Regions from separate parts of the Mus musculus genome. Here region 2 is linked to region 1. Evidence: chromatin loops called from intact Hi-C (ENCODE). Cell type or tissue: gastrocnemius. All regions are shown on one strand. Links, peaks and the distances in the headings refer to the core of each region. The heading gives the core; the rest is flanking DNA.

Evidence for each region. A loop is a pair of places that touch in the nucleus more often than their neighbours do. Peaks named below come from ENCODE experiments on the same cell type or tissue, not always from the same donor. Only the 100,000 strongest peaks of a DNase experiment are listed, where the experiment ranks them.
Region 2: it touches region 1 in a loop (4-fold over the local background); 11 of 42 quality-filtered maps call a loop at or near these places.

Annotation. Positions count from the first base shown.
Region 1 is chr12:72,517,110-72,524,138 of GRCm38, forward strand. It overlaps a transcript of Lrrc9 not described here. Among named protein-coding and RNA genes, the nearest start is that of Pcnx4, 16 kb to the right of the region's middle. In gastrocnemius, for the core only: a CTCF peak has its summit at 3,752 (motif pointing left); DNase peaks (open chromatin) are centred at 2,455 and 3,729.
Region 2 is chr12:72,689,774-72,696,802 of GRCm38, forward strand. No RefSeq gene overlaps it. Among named protein-coding and RNA genes, the nearest start is that of Dhrs7, 28 kb to the left of the region's middle. In gastrocnemius, for the core only: CTCF peaks have their summits at 4,360 (motif pointing left) and 5,338 (motif pointing right); DNase peaks (open chromatin) are centred at 4,397, 4,866 and 5,363; H3K4me3 peaks cover 1,103 bases; H3K27ac peaks cover 1,270 bases.

The sequences.
Region 1 (7,029 bases), core at 2,240-4,739:
AAAATATTAGGCCTTAATTACAGCTTCAATTAAATATTACTGACATACTACGAAATAAATTATTCTTAGTTCTGTATTCGTAGAGGCAGCACACATGGTTGAATTGTCTTGGTTTTTAAGGGAGTCTAATCAAGTTGGTTTGTTTATGCATTAGAGGCCAATTTACTTCATCAGAATAAGTTGTCTCTGCAAAACACCTAGAGAATCTTGGAGCTCTTAACTGTTTTCTTGTTCATCTTTCTAATCCTTTTTCATTATTAAGATATTTGTGCAGAAAACCGATACTAAATTACTGTTTAAGGTCACAGCTGCTTTTTAGAACTAGATCAGCCAGGAACACATTGTTATTTTACTAAAAGCAGTCTGTTTCTACATATTTTTATCTTTAAAAAATATCAATTATACCATATAGCACTAATCTTTTAATTTTAATTTAACTTATTTATTCAAAAGGCGCCTTTCAGATTCAATGTGTGCACTTTATCTTAGAATTTTGCTTTTGTAATGACATATATCTAATTAATGATTTAATAGAAGACACTAGAACATTAGACCATGCCTTCTTTTCTGGTCAGGCTGTGACAGGGACCATTTCTATGGGTCCTGAGTCAGAAGTGCATCAGGATAACACATTTTGGGACATTTTAAAATGAATTACATTTTCACAAGTATTAAAAATGTATGATTTTACAGTTGTGTAAATGTAAACTCATAATTGTACATTTTATAGTTTGTAATTTTATGATTCTAATTAATTTATAAATGTATTAAAATATTTCTTACCAGTAGTTTTTTAAAAAGTGATCTTACTATTGTGTAAATCATAAATGCAACAGCTGTATACTTTATTTTTAAAAAATAAAGTTGGTAACATTTAAACACTGTAGCTCATATTCACTGCCTGTGTGCCTTACGGCTTCCTTACCATAATAGGAGGGTTGGTTGTTTTTTTGTTTTGTTTTTTTCTGAAACTCTTTGTGATAATTTTACTGATTTAGCTTCACTCTTTGTTCGGTCTGTATATATAGCTTGGAGTTCTCTCTCTCTTCCCTTCAAAAGGTTTTACAACTGTCTCTATGAGCAACCAAAAAAGACTAATCTAGTGTGTGTGTGTGTGTGTGTGTGTGTGTGTGTGTGTGTGTGTGTGTGTGTAAAGTTTCCAATTATTTCTCATTTCTTCCTCTCAATTTGCCTCAGACAGGTATTTGCGAACAGTGTGCCTGGTCTCACATAGCCTTTCACGCTTTACGGAGGGCTTTGTGAGAGCTCAATCAACATTAATGGTGCATTTCTAGTTAAGGACACAGAATAGGGAGAAGTCAATTTGGGATCCCAGATGAACGAGTGTTTTCAGAAAGAATGGGCACAAATGGGTTGAGCACACAGAAAGCAGAGTGAACTGCCCTGCGCGGAGCACTCAGGCAAGCCCGGCACAATGGGAGACTGAAGCACGGCAGAGCTTTGTGAGAGACATACAATTGGAGCAATGGACTTGCTCCAACCATCTATGTCAAACTTAAAAGATAGGCGAAAAGCAGAGCAAGCGGAATTCTATAGAGAGTGCTGAGGAACAGCAAGTGGAGAGCTACATCTAAAGAGAATGAATGCAGTCATTCACGAACGAAGTCAGAACGGGCACATTTCCCTAGTTAATTTACCTTGGAAGGGCACTTTAGGTATTGAGCCATTAGAAACAACAGAAAGTATTTAAACTGCCACCATTAGAATTTTGAAAGAACATAGTCTACACCTAGTATTTTACAAACATATCTATATGCATTTATGTGGATACATAAAAAAAACTATCTTATATAATTATAGTAAATTCTCACAACCTTATGATCATCATAGTTATGGTGAACTTCTTCCACTCAAAAAGATGGCAATCTCTATCAATGGCAAAGCTGCAAGGGTACAGTTATAGAAACTTGAAACTAGATGCCATGCAGTACATACAGAACATGGAAGTATTAATAACAAATGGTTTTCATTAGTTGAAAAAAGTTGTATGTATTTTTAAATATCCCTTAAATGTATTAATATGCTTTATGGCTTTAATCAATTTAATATCACTATAAAGGGATCTGAAGGGATAATAAATTCTATAATTTAAAGCTGTTAAATACATGAAAAAGATGAATCATAATCTTAATTTACCCATCACCAGCAACTTGGAAACATAACTATACTAAGAATTAGCTATTTACCAATTAGTGGTTTGGGCTGAAAGAGAAAACCCACTTTATATACATATTAGATAGCTTCCTCTGCAGAAAGAGTGAAAAATGAGCTTTGAGACTGAGAGCTTGAGGAGCCGAGTGGCAAGCTCAAGATTACGTTGTTCATTAATTAATTAGGTTGCCAGTGCCTTTCACGCTGTCCCAGGCACACTGCTTACTGCACGAGCGAGCCGAGCACTCCTGGCCCTGACAGCACTGGCTGCCATCAGGCAGAACTGGACCTGTCTCTGCCCCCATGCATTCTAACCTGTCTGCATTGAAAGCCCCGGGAAAATGGCCAAACTTAGGCCCCCTACCAAACCCTTTACAGTGCTTAAGAAGAGCATCTGAACCTCTCAACTTCCCTAACGGCATGGAGCCTGCCTTCCCACTACGGTCCTGCTGGTAGCAAGTTTCATAAAGGAACGGAATTTAAATGTTAGGAAGACAGCTGTGCAGTCCACCAAGTGGCATAAATGCTACAGTGGCTGGGACAGGAGCAGTAGTGATCTATCAGTCTGAATAAAGACTCCATTTCATTATTAACGTAAGCAAACCCTGGCTCAGTAGACAGCAAAACTCTTCTGTTGTGTCTGATTTCCCCAGACTGATTCTTCAGACTTTTTGTTTGAAAGTCTACCCCTGTTCTGTGAGTCATCTTTGGGACTGCCAGTCACGCAGCCTACAGTTGGGATGTGGACTTAGGGAGTGGTTTCTTTAGTTTATGTTCTTCGTGACAATTGATAAGTGGGAGGGTGTGACACAGGCCTCTGGCGGCCACTTGCCTGCCAGCGGAAGAGCCTTCAAAGGGTAAGGCAATGAAAACAAGGTGATATTATTGACTAATATTTGAGTCTCCAGATGATGTCTCAAGACATCCTCTGACTTCCCAGTAAGACAACCAGTATGTTCCTTTGGGGCAATAAAATTGCTGTCATTTGCAACCAACAAGTGATTCCGAACCTCAGTCTAAGGTAAGAAGGGTGGTATCGCTTTTATTCTGAATAATTTATAAATTTATTCTGAGTAAATTATAGTGATTTAGAGAATATTGATTATGAAGAGTGTGAGATAAATTTATAAAATATGTTACTCTAAAGAGCAAAGAAAATACAACCCCTCTTAGGGTTAAAAGGATGAGAAAAGAAACTTACGAGAATATAAAAATAACATCCCCAAAACAGACCCATAGGCACAAGAGCCATACAAGAGTTTTATGTTTAATAAAATAACTTTATGATAAGGAAAGCAAGAACTGAATGTTCTATGTGATATTTTTAAGAGTGACATGGCATAGAGTCTAAACAACACTGTAGTGTAAATCAAAGACCTGGGATAGACAGGCCTGTTGTTATGAATTTATACAATCTTTACTTCTCTGGACCTCCAGTTTCCCACCGTTCATGAAAGTGTCTTTATGTCTACAGAGTTGTGAGTGAGCACTCAAAACAAAGCTCACTGCAATCTCACAGCCACACTTCTTTACCACTACCTGCTGACACTTCTGCTCTCTGCTGCCACCTAGGGGCCAAGGAAAAGAAAGGCGCAGAAAAGACTCAAGGAATACAGATTTTTAAAATCACAAGTTTCACTTTTAAATAGAAGATAATTTGGTGACATTTAAGATTCTTTATCAAGCTGCTCTGTGGATTCAATATTTAATTGTACTGTGCTTTTATTTTGTAAGATAGATGCCTTTTTATTTCTAACACAGAAAAAGACATCCTATCCCCTTAGTCCTTTCTAAAACTTTTTTTTTCATATAAAATTTTTTCATTTTATTTTATTTATTTTAAGTTTTTCTTTCTTTTCACTTTCATTTCTTTTTATTTATTTATTTATTTTAGGTATTTTCCTCATTTATATTTCCAATGCTATCCCAAAAGTCCCCCATACCCTCCCCCACCCACTCCCCCTTTTTGGCCCTGGCGTTCCCCTGTACTGAGGCATATAAAGTTTGCGTGTCCAATGGGCCTCTCTTTCCAGTGATGGCCGACTAGGCCATCTTTTGATACATATGCAGCTAGAGTCAAGAGATCCGGGGTACTGGTTAGTTCATAATGTTGTTCCACCTATAGGGTTGCAGATCCCTTTAGCTCCTTGGGTACTTTCTCTAGCTCCTTCATTGGGAGCCCTGTGATCCATCCATTAGCTGACTGTGAGCATCCACTTCTGTGTTTGCTAGGCCCCGGCATAGTCTCACAAGAGACAGCTACATCTGGGTCCTTTCACCAAAATCTTGCTAATGTATGCAATGGTGTCAGCATTTGGAAGCTGATTATGGGATGGATCTCTGGATATGGCAGTCTTTAGATGGTCCATCCTTTCGTTACAGCTCCAAACTTTGTGTCTGTAACTCCTTCCATGGGTGTTTTGTTCCCAATTCTAAGAAGGGGCAAAGTGTCCACACTTTGGTCTTCGTTCTTCTTGAGTTTCATGCGTTTAGCAAATTGTATCTTATATCTTGGGTATCCTAAGTTTCTGGGCTAATATCCACTTACCTGTGAGTACATATTGTGTGAGTTCCTTTGTGATTGGGTTACCTCACTCAGGATGATGCCCTCCAGGTCCATCCATTTGCCTAGGAATTTCATAAATATATTCTTTTTAATAGCTGAGTAGTACTCCATTGTGTAAATGTACCACATTTTCTGTATCCATTCCTCTGTTGAGGGGCATCTGGGTTCTTTCCAGCTTCTGGCTATTATAAATAAGGCTGCTATGAACATAGTGGAGCATGTGTCCTTCTTACCGGTTGGGACATCTTCTGGATATATGCCCAGGAGAGGTATTGCGGGATCCTCCGGTAGTACTATGTCCAATTTTCTGAGGAACTGCCAGACTGATTTCCAGAGTGGTTGTACAAGCTTGCAATCCCACCAACAATGGAGGAGTGCTCCTCTTTCTCCACATCCTCGCCAGCATCTGCTGTTACCTGAATTTTTGATCTTAGCCATTCTGACTGGTGTGAGGTGGAATCTCAGGGTTGTTTTGATTTGAATTTTCCTGATGATTAAGGATGTTGAACATTTTTTCAGGTGCTTCTCAGCCATTCGGTATTCCTCAGGTGAGAATTCTTTGTTCAGCTCTGAGCCCCATTTTTTAATGGGGTTAATTGATTTTCTGGAGTCCACCTTCTTGAGTTCTTTTATATATTGGATATTAGTCCCATATCTGGTTAAGGATAGGTAAAGATCCTTTCTCAATCTGTTGGTGGTCTTTTTGTCTTATTGACGGTGTCTTTTGCCTTGCAGAAGCTTTGCAACTTTATGAGGTCCCATTTATCAATTCTCGATCTTACAGCACAAGCCATTGCTGTTCTATTCAGGAATTTTTCACCTGTACCCATATCTTTGAGGATTTTCCCTTAGAAACTTTTGCAATAAAATATATAGAGCAATTATTTGTTTGTTTGTTTATTAGATTTATTTATTTATTCTATGTATGTGAGAACAATGCAGCTGTCTTCAGACACACCAAAAGAGGGCATCAGATCCCATTACAGATGGTTGTGAGCCACCGTGTGGTTGTTAGGAATTGAACGCAGGACCTCTGGAAGAGCAGTCAGTGCTCTTAACTGCTGAGCCATCTCTTCAGCCCCACTTCTTTTATTTTTATATGCATTATATATAATTTACGTGTTATTTAATGATGCATGTATGTGTATTTTGAGATAGGATCTCAAGTAGCCTAGGCTGACCTCCAACTCCTTAGGCAGAGGATGACCTGAATCTCTGCTCCAGGCACCTCTATTTCCTGAGTACTAGGATTACAAGTCAATGTATGCTACTGTGTCTGGTTTATAGAACCCAGGTCCTCTTGAGTGCAAAGTAAGCACTCGGCCAACCAAGCTGCACCTCTCGTCCCACCTTAGCCACTTTGTTGGTGTAGGTTGTGGTGAGGAAGACATGCAGTTTATCATTTTAAACTATACTAATGTGCAGTTCATTTTCAGCCACCATCATCATCATCATTCATCGTTAAAGTCATTTTATCTTGAAAACTTCAAAACCTTGTTCTTCCCATTAAATAGCCTCCCTGTCCTCTATCCAAGGTACCTGTCGTTTTGCTATTGTCTTTATGGCTCTGACTACTATAAGTAACTCATATTCGTATAATTATGCCAGTATGATAAACTGTGAGTGGAGTATTTCACAGACATGCCTTTAGGCTTATTCATGTTGCAGTATGTGTCACACTTGTCTACCCACTTAAAGATGACTAAGAATCCACTGTGTGTATACACCACACTTGGTTTAACAACTCCTTCACCTTTGTGCTATTTTAAGTGACCTTTCTATGAACATATGTGAACATATGTGTACAAGCATCCACTTGAATCCTTCTTTTCACTTCTGCTGGGTACTAGATCATATGGTAGTTCTAATTTATTTTTTAAAGAGCCACCATACTTTCCGCAGCAGCTATACCACTTTCCATTCCCACAGCAACACGCAAAAAGACTGTTATACATTAGAATAGCTTGCTCTATCAAAATAAAACGTGATGCTTAGAAAACAGACATAAAATGAGTGTTCAAAGTAGCATCAAGACATCATCACGACACTAACAAAATTGTCAGTTAAATTTCTCCAAGTTTTCTCATTTGCATATTTTTTCAGAACTAGAATACTTCATTCAGCTTTTATGTTATGTGTTTGTGTTTTCCATGATATTACAAAGACAGTATGATCATCTTTTGTGTGTGAGTGTGACAGGGTCTTAGTGTATCTCTGGATGGTCTGGAACTAGCTGTGTAGACTAGACTGGCCTCAGACTCTCAGACATCAACCTGCCTCTGCCTCCCAAA
Region 2 (7,029 bases), core at 2,894-5,393, 170 kb after region 1:
TCCTGATATGAAAAGTGTTCAGATATAACAAGTGAAGAGCTATTAAAAAAAAAATCCTACAGTATACTCAGACTTCTGACTCCTTTAAAATGACTTTAATTCCCCTGACTCTTATTAGAGCCACCCAAAATTTTGAGTTAACTCCTGAACAATTATAGCAGCAAAACACCTCCTAAAATTAAAAGCCCAATTAGAATTGAACTATAGTAACTTTCATAGACAATTAGAACGTGAGAGCTTGTGTTTCTTGGTTAAATGAGTGTTTAAGGTGTCCCATGCTTCAGTTCACTAGCGTTTTTTTAAAATAAAATAATAGCTATATTTTGCCAATACAAAGTTAATGGATAATATTTACAAGTGACTTCTATTGGTGTTCCGTGTCCCTTTCTTACTATAAAATGAGAAATAAGACTTGGTTGTGCCTACAAAAATTAGGGGATCCTAATTCTTACAAGCCTGACCTTCTATTTCTATCCCTACCACTAATAACATTTGATATGTGGCAACAGTCAACTCTGTTAAAAGAAAATGTAATGAAATTCTATATCATTATTTAATTTCTTCTGTATTGTGGCTGTCCACTTACCTTTCCAAACTAACTTAAGATAATAATGTCAAAGGCTTTATTCCATGGAGGACAAGTAACTCTAGGCCCAGGGGGAAACACAGAGTCAACTTAGTTAAAAAATATGCTACTTTTGGCTGATTAAAATGTGTTACCATCATCTATCACCTTCACTTCTTTAGGCCATGATACATCCCTAATTATTATTATTTTTTAAATCTTTTTTTAAAGATTTATTTATTTATTTTATGTATGTGAGTATACTGTAGCTGTATAGATGGTTGTGAGCCTTCATGTGGTTGTTGGGAATTGAATTTTCAGGACCTCTGTTTGCTCTAGCTCCAAGATTTATTTATTATTATACATAAGTACACTGTAGCTGTCTTTGGACATACCAGAAGAGGGCATCAGATCTCATTACGGATGGTTGTGAGATTTGAACTTGGGACCTTCAGAAGAGCAGTCAGTGCTCTTACCTGCTGAGCCATCTCTCCAGCCCCTACATCCCTAATTATTTTAACTTTAAGTTTTATGTGTCATCTGCAAATGTTATGACGGATGGAGAGTGGGGGGAAACAAAATTCATATCATGATGACTAATATGTTTCAAATGACCCAGAGATTTCTTCCTTTACGGCTTTACCAACTATTATCTCTCCTGAAAACTTCTTCCTGCCTATTGATCTATGTCAGATTCTAGGACCTAGCCTTCCTAGCACTGTAGCATATAAGGCAATGTTTGTCATCTGTGTACACAAACTGTGGCACTGGCCTGTAGGAGCAGCTGAGGAGTGAAGTTCCCAGTGACAAGGCAGAATTTAAATATTCTATAAGGCCTATTGGCTAACTAAAATTTCAGTAACTGTGGAAAGTTGAGAGCCAAATTCTCTATTGCTGTCCTCCTCTCCATATTAACCATTTATTTCCCCTCCTCAATGCTCAGCCTGACACCCTCCTGGCTACAGGGTCTTATGACTAGCCTTTTTGACATGTATAAACAGGTTTTTAACTTTAACATCTAACATCTGAGACCCAGAACAGAGATGTGCCTGCTTTGCTGTAACCTATCTGATGTTTCTACCAATATGGAGAGAAGAGGGTGGGAAACCCTGATTTGTAACTTGTAACATTCCTTGTTACCATAAAAACTTGTGAAACTGTTGCCACATTGAAACACAGTATTTGGGATAATCTGATTCTGTGTTACTGGGGCACTAGCAGTGGGCTCCAGAGTCAACTCTCTTATTCTCTTTAAAGTGAGCGCTATGCCTCAGTGAAGTCTGTTTTCAACATTTAAAACAGAGTCGTCTACAGTTGTGTGTAGGAGAGCTACTCTCAGACCCACTGTGAACGCTGTGGATGGTACTGAACTCTATAGAATAAACACGATAAACCTCCACTTTATCACTTAAAGGAAACACATCACGGCTGCCCTTTGTACCCTAGTTTCCGGTGCCACTTTGTCATCTTGCACTTTGTCATCATTATTAAGTAAAACAATTTTTTTACTTATTTGCTTGCTTGATCAATGGGTTGCTCGTGGTGATGTTGGGGATCAAACCAGGAGCAAGTGTTCTATCTCTGAGCACTGAGCTTTGCTCCTAGTCCTAGGTTTTGTTTTCTTTTGTTGAGATGGGGTCTTGCTATGTAGCCTGACCCAGTCATAAATTTGAAATCCTCTGCCTCAGGCTTCCTAATACTGAGAATATATGCATGTAGCAAACACACCCAGTAATATGGGGGATTGAACGTAAGTACTTCAGTACTGTGACAGTTGATCTCATAACCCAGACTGAGTGCAGAATGTATGGTAGCATATACACCATGAAGACACTAGAAGAGACAGTCTATACTCCAGGCTAGGTGGAGCTGGACAGCATGAATTTTATCATACTATTCACAGTGACATGCAATTTGAAATGTATGCAGTGGTGCCAGATTGTGGATGTGGCTCAGCCATAGAGAAATTACTTAGCTTGCACAAAGCCCTAGATTTTATTCCCACCACCCAAAAAGGTTAAAAAATAAAATAAAAATCAATCTATGAATTGCTTATTTGTGATGCTTTCCTTTAAAATTTTCTATCCTCCTTCCTTCCTTCCTTCCTTTTTTTCTTTCTTTCTTTCTTTTTTATTTATTTTTTTTTTTTGAGGCAGGGTTTGTTGTGTATCTCTGCTGTATTGGAGCTCACTCTGAAGACCAGGCTGACCACGAACTCACAGAGATCTACCTGCCTCTGCCTCCCAAGTGCTGGGATTAAAGATGTGTGCCACCACTGTCCAACATCTGTTTAATATTTTCAATCTTAGTTGACTGTGGGTGATTGAAAGCATAGAAAATGAGCCTCGGGCTGGTGAGATGGCTCAGTGGGTAAGAGCACCCGACTGCTCTTCCAAAGGTTCGGAGTTCAAATCCCAGCAACCACATGGTGGCTCACAACCATCTGTAACAAGATCTGACTCCCTCTTCTGGATTGTCTGAAGACAGCTACAGTGTACTTACATATAATAAATAAATGAATCTTTAAAAAAAAAAAAAGAAAAAAAAAAGAAAATGAGCCTCTTTCCAAAGTAAGCCTCTACCTTCCTGGTCCCACTGACTAAGGAGGACTCTGCTAATTAATTTATTAAAGGTCCTTTGCACATGATGAATGGCTTCTCTCTCAGTTCTTCAAGGTTCTTTTTTACTTTTGTCTTTCGGTGTTGAGATATGTCCTGGGCTGACCTCAAAAATACATCTGTAATCCAGGCTGGCTTTGAATTTATGGTCTTCTTACCTCCACTTCCCAAATTGTAAATTACAACTGTGTACCACAGTGTCCAGTGTATGGCTGAAGATCCAACCCAGAGTCTCATACATGCAACGCATACAATGTCAATGCTATGTAAATAGGTGTGATGCTGCATTGTTTAGGGACTAACGCCATGATGGGTAGTGGGAACCAAAAGGCATGCCCAATATGAACACGATTTTTAAAAGGAATATTTTCCATCCACAGCTGATGGACTCCACAGTTGTGAAATCCACACGTGCAAAGCGCCGGCTACCTTGACTGCCTGGGTCCTTACAGAAACAGTTCTGTGTGACAGCAAAAGCCATGATGCTCCTGGCGTGGGGAAGAAGCTAGAGCCAGGAGCCCAAGCGATGTTAACACACTAGAAAGCAAACGGCGCAAGGCATCCGAAGCAGTGGTATATATCAAGAATACCTTACGCTGCTACTAGGGGTAGTAACTTCTTAGTTGATAAAGGGAAGGGAAGGCCAGGGTCGGTGTATTTCCTTGCATGACTCACACTCTGGCCCCAGGTGTTTTCTAGAAAGCGCTGCCAAGGATTTGGAGTAGCTAACTCGGCAATGAGAATGATCAGTGAGGATGGGGTACGGTCCCCTTAAACTTCTCCAGGAGGTCTGTCTACAAAATTATTTTATTTAGCATTCTCTTTCGTAGACTAGTGTTCCCTCAAAGGGAAGCTAACTCTCATCTGTGCCAAATACATCATTTTCTAATGAGAAAGGTGAGGTTCCGAGAGCACGGAAGGATTTTCTGATGGCCACAGTGCCACATGCGGAAGAAGCAAACATGAAAAAGGCAGGTTGTGAAACAAGTATTTAATTTATGTCCCAGGAAAATTGTGACAACCTGTTTGCATCAACCATGTGTTGCTGTGACTCATTGCCCTTGAAATCTTCTCATCTATTTGATTGCTCAACTTTACATTAAAAAAAAATTTTTTTTTCACTACTAAAATTGCCCTTACTGTTGAGGGTTTTAAGGAACAAGTCAGCACTGCCCTCTACTGGTTGGCTTATATTTACTGTTAAATAAGTGGGTCCAAGGTGACGAATAGAATTTTTGAAAATGTTTCTTAATTTCAACGGCGCATACATAGAAACTGGCCAATCCGAGCTGTCTGGGTGTTCTCCTCTGCTGTTCGACTGCTCAAAATAAATTGTTGTTGTTGTTGTTGTTGTTGTTGTTGTTGTTGTTGTTTTTCTTTAAGAGACTCTTTGGCTTCCTGGTTTCCAGGACTACAACTTTGAAAGGTGAATTCAAATGTGTTAATGAAGGAGAGAGACAGAAAGGCAGATGAGACCTAGAAAAGAGAAAGAGAGCGATGGGAGAAATGTCCGGTTAAGTGGGGCTGTTTTTCCACTTTGGCAACCCTAAAAATAAGCGCAGTAAACCTCTCCTTGTGACATCAGCAGCTGTTGTGTTGACCGTGTGTCCGCTCATTCAGCGCACAGGATAACCGTTTAGCTTCTGGAGACAGAATTTCAGCTGTTGGCACTACTGCCCTGCCCGCCTCTCCCACAGTGCCAACGTTATGTTTCCATGAAGGCAGATTAAACTACAGTTTGGATGGGAGTCAGCTGGCCACATGTTACACCCGGCGTGGTAACAGTGTCACAGATGACTAAAGTCCGAGTAAAAGATTGACATTTCAATGCAAGAAAAATAAACAGTAGTAAAAGAAACTACTGTGTACCTCTCCAAAAAAAAAAAAAAAATTAAATTCTGGACTATAAATTACTGTGCCATAAACACCTAGATGCCGTTTTAAAATCTTTCATTATTCTTTAGCTGTTTTATATATGTATACAATGTATCTTGATCGTACCCTCCTCCAATTCCACTCCCATTCCTCCCAAACACCCCACCATATGCCCCTGGAATACTGGCTGAACTTGCTGGTTTGCTCTTGTGCAGACAACTAAATCTGCATCGAGGTGACAGGACAGCTGCTGATGGATGCATGTCCAGCAGGCGGCACCTCACAGCACCCGTCCCCTCCCCTGGCTCTTACATGCTTTTTGCCCCCATTTCTTCAATGCTCGAGGAGCCTCGTGGGGGTTGACAGAAATGTCCCACTCGGAGCTGATCACTCAGTAGTCACTTATCCTAAGCAGGCTGATGAGCTCTGAGTGTCTCACGCTGTCTGCTGCCCTCTGCAGAAAGATGCCTTGCTGCCTAAGGCCGAGAGCAGCACTAACCTAAGAATAGAAACATAAATATTTAGAAGACAGTTTGATGATGTGTCCATTTAGGAAAAAAGGAAAAATGGCAGTAGTAGTTTTGCCCCAGGACCTATGGTCTCCTGAACTATTGACTTTTGAGCAAATTTAGAGTAACAAGTGTGAATTCCTTCCTGTGAAGCAAGCCTCACATCCAACCAGAGAGTAGTTGGTTACGCCTATAACCTCCATGATCTGATAGTATCAGTAGACATACTAGATAGTTTTCTTTCTTTTCTTTTTTTTTAAGATTTATTTATTTATTTAATGTATGTGAGTACACTGTAGCTGTACAGATGTTTGTGAGCCTTCATGTGGTTGTTGGGAATTGAATTTTTAAGACCTCTGCCCGGCTCACTCTGGTCAACTCTGCTCGCTCTGGCCCAAAGATTGATTGATTGATTGATTGATTGATTGATTGATTGATTATATGTAAGTACACTGTAGCTGGCTTCAGATGCACCAGAGGAGGGAGTCAGATCTCATTACCAATGGTTGTGAGCCACCATGTGGTTGCTGGGATTTGAACTCAGGACCTTTAGGAAGAGCAGTCAGTGCTCTTACCTGCTGAGCCATCTCGCCAGCCCACTAGATAGTTTTCTAAGACAAAGTTAATAGAGTTAGCCTTCTTTTCTGAGTTCAATGTTCTCAAACCAGACTCTGCACCCCTTGATCTTGGGAAGAACATGGGCTTTAGTGTCTTTAGTATAGCCTTCTTACCTAGGTAGAGGTAAGAGGTAGAAACAAAAGTGTCAGATTCATATGATGTGGGGAAATTTAAATGAACTAGAATGTCTACTTTCCTTTTTTTTTGTTTTTGTTTTTGTTTTTGTTTTTTTCGAGACAGGGTTTCTCTGTGTAGCCCTGGCTGTCCTGGAACTCACTTTGTTGACCAGGCTGGCCTTGAACTCAGAAATCCGCCTGCCTCTGCCTCCTGAGTGCTGGGATTAAAGGCGTGTGCACCACGCCTGGGGAACATCTACTTTCCTTAACTGGCATACAGCAGAACATTGTTTTCTTCCCTGTCATTCAGGCTCCTGTGATGTTGTGGATGCTAGACAACTGAGCGGCATCATTTCTAAGTAACAAGCCTACGAGTCTCTCCTTCTACACCTTCCTCCTTAACTACCACCACCATCATTCGTCTAGGTGTTCAAGCCAGAAACAAGAACATCAGCCTTTCCCCAGCACACCACCACCATGCTTCCAAAGCTCCTACCTTGTCCTCAGACCCAGTGCCTTCTCCTCTGAACGAGGCTAGATTTCTTGGATCCTCTTAGGTTCAGTTCTTATTCAGCTTGCATGTTCTCAAACAACCCTTTTTACTTCTATCAGAGAACTAATCAAACTGATGGTTTGAGATTTGGAGAGAGAGAGAGACAGAGTAATACTTTCTGGGCTATGGGCATGAATGAAGTATACAGTATTTTGATTTTTGCCTCTAAGTTCTC